Linked DNA regions of Homo sapiens: region 1 is linked to region 2. A link is a loop called in an ENCODE intact Hi-C map of the cell type or tissue named here. Cell type or tissue: B cell. All regions are shown on one strand. Each heading gives the region's core, and the rest is flanking DNA. Links, peaks and the distances in the headings are about the cores only.

Region 1 (2,810 bases), core at 270-2,769, 50 kb before region 2:
CGTGGCCACTAAAAGGCCAGAGAGCGCCCTTCAGTGGGGATTCCCCAATTCCACGTGTAACTCGACCCAAACTCTGCAGCATCTGCAGGTCAGACATGGCCCCACGCAATCCAGGACCCTCACAGCTCAGCTCCCCCGTGTCCACTGGAATGACCCCCCTCAGTCCATCAGCTTGGACGACAATGCAATAATTAAAACAACGATAAGGGTACCAGTGAAGATGCTGCTGTCAGCTGAGTTCCTTTCGTGTGTACTTTACACACTTCACCTCTGTTACTCCTCCCAACGGCTCTGGGAAGCAGGAATTCTTTCTTCCAACGTGCAGATGAGAGCATTGAGGCACAGGGCATTTGAGAGACTTGCTCTGAAACACCAAACTAGTCTAGATGCGACTGATCACAGCTCAGCCAGGGTGGTCTCCAGCTACCTGGAAGATGTCAGTGGAGGGAAAAGAAGGGGAGTGGTCTTTAGTGAAACATCACTCCTCTCCCAGCCTCGCCAAGTGCATCCATGCACCTGCCGGGTGTCCTCACGGTGTCCTGAGCACAGGGCTCTCAGCCCAAGTTTTCCCTCGTCCAGTCCTGCGCCCACCAGGTATCAAGTGCTCACCACGTCCCAGGCTTCCTAACAGCTTTCATAAAATAGCTCATGTGAGTCCTTCCATCATCACAGTGAGTTAAGCCCTGTGATCCCCTCTTTGCCAGTGAGAAAACAAGGCTAGAAAAGTCTGCTGCTAAGAGGAAGTCTGAGCTTTCTACCCCGGGATGACTGGCAGGTGGTTAAAAACGTGGATCATCCTAACAAATGAATAAAACCTTGCCTCTACCACCTCCTGAAGGTGTAACCCGGGACAAATCACCTCACCTTTCCATGCCTCAGCTTCCTGATATGTAAACCGGAAAAGAACTCTCACCTCTCCAGCTTGGGAGGAGTCAATGAGTCACCCCTGGAAGGGCTGAGATCAGCTCGGCCACTCAGCAAGCTGCCATGGAAACGTTAGCCAGGACCTTTATAAGGCATTGTCTTGGGATCTGCCCTTTTGGAACCCTATTTCTTCGCAGATCATCCAGGCAGGGTCCAAGTCCGGCCCACCTGCAGGCACAGGGCAAGGGTGGGGCACACTCCCCTGCACCCCTTCCTTTTCCCCGCAGCCTCTCCCAGCCCTTCCTGGAACATGATTCCTGCAGACGCCCAGAGCTAGAAAACCCAGCTGCTCTCACGTCCACGTTTGCCATTTCTTCCACTTTTTCTGTTTTTCCTGATTCCACATCTCATATTTGGCCCATCTTGTGCTCACCTCTCTGTAAAAATGAGTCATATCACGATAATAAAAAGTCTAACCAGCAGTGGTCGTAAAAAATAAAATTACATCGTCATGAAACCCTCATGCTATCATTTACTATTGCTGGGGTCTTACCTTGTACCTGAAGTGAGAAAACAAAGGCATATGATCACAGGTTTGTATAGGAAGCTTTGCCAAGGTGAAACAAATATTGACCCAGAACAGATTGTGTCTAAAAGTGTTTAGTGTTCTTTTAAAGGGAATTGAAATGCGGAAGAGTAATAGAGGAGGAGGAAGGTCACTAGACCGCAAAACATAGCCAGGAACACCCCAGGTCCCCACCTGCTCCTCCTCCTCCTCCCCCCTCCACGCGGGCGTTGCCTATCTGGCTTGTTTTGGGGGAATGTAAACCGTTCTTGGAAGCCTGGTGTCCCCACGGCTTCACGGCCCTGACGCTGCTTTTCTTCCTGTTTTACCGCTCGCCTGGGACTTCATTTGCTTTAGTTGTGCAGTATTCTGTGTCCCCTCCTGTGAAGCTCATCTGTACTCTCAAGGGTAAATCCCTTTCCACCAGAAAGACAGATGGTTCCTTAAATGAGAGTTGAGTTTTTCTATTTACTGGAAGATTCCGAACACAGTAAACTCTTCCCTTTCTCTAATTCTGTAGCCCACCAGGACCATCCACTCCCCCCTGCAAAAAAAATCATCTGCAATCTGCATAATTCTGTTGTTTGTTCCCCAGACTCTGGGCATTTTCCTTCTCCTTTCTGCTCCCAGGTTATGGCTGGAAGGTGGCTGGACGGAGGGCAAATGCTTTCCAAAGGTGGTGTGGCCCCTGCTCTCCAATGAAGCAGGATGAAGGCAGGACCAGGGGTGGGAGGGGCTGAGAGAGAAGGGAGCTTTTCTTTCCCGCCCTCCCTCCTTCTCTCCCTCTTTTCCTTCCTTTCTTCCTCTCTTCTTTTTCTCTCTCTCTTCTTTCTTCCTTCCCTCCTTCCTTCCTCCCTCCTTCCTTCCTCCCTCCTTCCTTCTCTCCCTCCCTTCCCTCCCTTCTTCCTTCCTCTCGCCTCCCTCCTTCCTTTCTGTCTCTTCCTCTCATTCTCCCTCATTCCTTCCTTCCCTCTTTCCTCCTCCTCCCTTCCCTCCTTCCTTTATTCCCTTCCTCCATTCCTTCTTTCCTTCCTTTCTCTCTCTCATTTCCTCTTTCTCTCTTCCTCTCTCTCCCTCTCTCTCTCTCTCTTCCTCTCTCTCCCTCTCTCTCTCTCTTCCTCTCCCTCTCTCTTCCTCTTTTTTCTCTCTCTCCCTCTCTCTTCCCCTCTCTCTCTGTTCCTGCGTGCCTCTCTCTGTGTCTGTCTCTCTCTCTCTTCCTCTCTCTTCCTTTCCTCCTCTCTCTCTCTTTCTCTCTTCCTCTCTCTCTCTGTTCCTCTCTCTCTCTATGTCTCTCTTTCTCTCTCTATTCTCTCTTTCTCTCTCTCTCTCCCCCACCCTTCTTTCTGGTTGTGTGTGCTAAGGTATGAGCTCCTTGCCTGCA
Region 2 (2,810 bases), core at 133-2,632:
TGTAGGGGGACTTTTCCTTTCCTTCCACCTCAGTATTTATGGGCCTAATTTATCTATAAACATAGGGACCTCATATCCAGAGAGAACTCCCAGCACCAAAAGATATTCATCAGGATTCAGCATCATCTCACGGAGCTCATTCCAAGAGCTCGGAGTCTTCATTAATTCATTCCCTCTCCAAAGCAAACGTTGTCTTCATTCGATGAAGAGAAACACTTAGGACTGAGTAACGATGGTTGTGAAAAATAAAGCAGCATCCTTATGTATTCGTCTGCTCTCACACTGCTAACAAAGACAGACCCAAGACTGGGTAATGTATAAAGCAAAGAGGTTAAATGGACTTACAGTTTCACGTCGCTGGGGAGGCCTCAGAATCATGGCGGAAGCTGAATGAGGAGCAAAGTCATGTCTTATGTGGCGGCAGGCAAGAGAGCATGTGGGGGGGACGTCCCCTTTATAAAACCATCAGATCTCGTGAGACTTACTGTCACGAGAACAGCACGGGAAAGAACCCTCCCCCATTTTTCAATTACCTCCCACCAGGTCCCTCCCATGACACATGGGGATTATTGCAATTCCAGGTGAGATTTGGGTGGGGACACAGAGCCAAACCATATCACCTCATGTACCACAACACCCTTAGTCAGGAATCTTAAAGACCAATTTCTTAAGGTAGTTTTTAACCTGATGTTTTATATTCCTTGACACCACATCCTTCACTGCTAGATAATGTCAACCCAGTATTTTCAAAGCAATTCATTTAAGTCAAGCTTCATGAAAACAACAACTATACTGGAACAATTGTTTCCTAGTAGTCAATAGAATATGAGCTATAAAGATATTAAGTAGATTCTGATCCCATTCACTCTGTTTCTCTCAGAAAAAGATCAGTGAGAACTTTCTCTTTGGATCAGCCAGGAATGCTCTCTGCTGATGACATTTTTGTCTAAACCCCACTCAATTCTCAGACCTCGTCCACCCTGAAATATCTGCTTCTCCTTTCAAGATATTTATTTCAACATTTAATTGTTGCTTATAAACTTATTCAAGGTATGGTCTGCATATCCAGGGATGAATGCTGAGCTGTGTAACTCCCCTGCCAGCCCTGAGTAGTTTTGGAATTATGCTTCTCTAACCCGGGCATACTTGTCCTGTGTTCCCCGTAGGCGGTTTGTTTTCATCTCTCTACCATGGCAATGAGGGTGGTGTTTTAGGCTCACTTTTACCAGGAAATCACTTTCTAGTGAGAAGAGGAACTGAAAATGAATCCTTCGTTTTAGTAGCACCATGATGTGCCTTCTGTGATAACATTAGACTCCTCTCTCTGTCTCTTTCTTTCACACACACATATACACTCATACACACACACACCAGTACTACCAGGAACATTTAATCATTTCAAGCTCAATGTCACACGGGTTAAACATTATGAGAAGACGTCTAAGACTCCATGATTACCTTTACATATTGGCTGACCAGATGTATAATGGGAAGCATTCAGTGGAGGATTTTATGTGACATGATTGCCTTAGCATCACAAAAGAGAGTTTCAACCTACACCATGATGGATAGCTACTTGTGTCTTCATAGTGCAACACCATCTGTGCAGGGAAATGGTCCACTTCAGAGAGAGATTTTTCAGCAAATTTGAAATGTAAGATTCTGAAGAAAAACATTGTTCTGCATTTACAAATTACTCATACTGTGCATTCATTATAATGAAGCCATGGCTGTGTAAGGTACTTCCTGCTAAAGGAGAATATTTTGTATGAATATGTTATCTTATAAACCCTTAAGCAAGAAGGACCCATTTTGTTCCCAAAGCAAATATTTCGATGCATAAGATACAGAGGCACACAGTCTCTAGCCTTAAATGTTTCTGTTTGAATTTGATAGTTCGTAGGGTACCCATGTTTCCACAGCATACAGAATGTGTGACATATATACTTCTAGTTTGGTTTGCACATATTTCCCTACTAAAGAAAGGAATACTTGTTGGAGAAGTGTCTTATAATGAACGTTTTTATTCTTATTTAGGCATGGTGAAGCCAATATGTCAGGAGACAACCATCATTTAAAAGGTAGTTTGTTACTTTCAGTGTCTAAGAGGAGGGTGTACACCAAGCCTGGCAGGAGGGTACCTGGGGAGGCACCACGGTAGGTCAGGAGGCAGAAGGGGTTGGGGAGAAACATGGGCCAGAGCCTCCCTTGTGGTTTCCCTGGGAAGGAATGGAGAGGCAGAGTGACAGGCTTGGGGTTGGCTGATTTGAATCAGTTCAGAGGCTCCGGACACGGTAGCTATCCCTGCTTGTCTGGCACCTGGCATTGGGGTGCAGGGCAGGTGGATGGCAGCCTTGGAGCATAAGAGCCCAGTGAAAGAGATGGTTGGGGGTATTGCCTCTGGATTGGTTGGTTTGCATCCGAAAGGTGAGTTGTTTGGTCTCCAGGAATGAGTAACCCTGGGAGGGGTGTTCCTCCAGAGTCCACAGACCCCAAGATGTCAAAGCATCACAATAAGAAGGTGCATTTAATACAAGAAGGATGAGCACATGAGCTGGCATCTATGGTGGTCATATCCCTTCGGAGCATTAGATAACAAGTCTTCAAGAAAGGAGGAGAAAATGGACTTCAGGGAATGGTAAATATGCGTGAACAATACACTAGCTCATGGCTAGGGAAACACAGGAGGAGGAAAATGTGGGAAAACAGCAGTTCAGGAGAGTGGAAGTGTCCCTAATGATGTGACAGGCTAGGATATTTCCGGCTCTGGAATATCCACCTGGCTTCAGAACTGAGGCTGATAACAGTAG

What was found. A loop is a pair of places that touch in the nucleus more often than their neighbours do. Peaks named below come from ENCODE experiments on the same cell type or tissue, not always from the same donor. Only the 100,000 strongest peaks of a DNase experiment are listed, where the experiment ranks them.
Region 1: it touches region 2 in a loop (2.2-fold over the local background); 10 of 110 quality-filtered maps call a loop at or near these places.

Annotation. Positions count from the first base shown.
Region 1 is chr10:2,984,959-2,987,768 of GRCh38, forward strand. It overlaps LOC105376352 (a long non-coding RNA gene), which reads right to left and starts at 1,486. Exons shown (of 4, transcript XR_001747271.2): 1 at 1,418-1,486; 2 at 213-1,301. RefSeq lists an enhancer at 1-258. In B cell, for the core only: no CTCF peak of the experiment used is centred there; a DNase peak (open chromatin) is centred at 1,663; H3K4me3 peaks cover 1,386 bases; H3K27ac peaks cover 875 bases; H3K27me3 peaks cover 317 bases.
Region 2 is chr10:3,035,115-3,037,924 of GRCh38, forward strand. No RefSeq gene overlaps it. Among named protein-coding and RNA genes, the nearest start is that of PFKP-DT, 30 kb to the right of the region's middle. In B cell, for the core only: no CTCF peak of the experiment used is centred there; a DNase peak (open chromatin) is centred at 1,227; H3K4me3 peaks cover 1,231 bases; H3K27ac peaks cover 2,500 bases.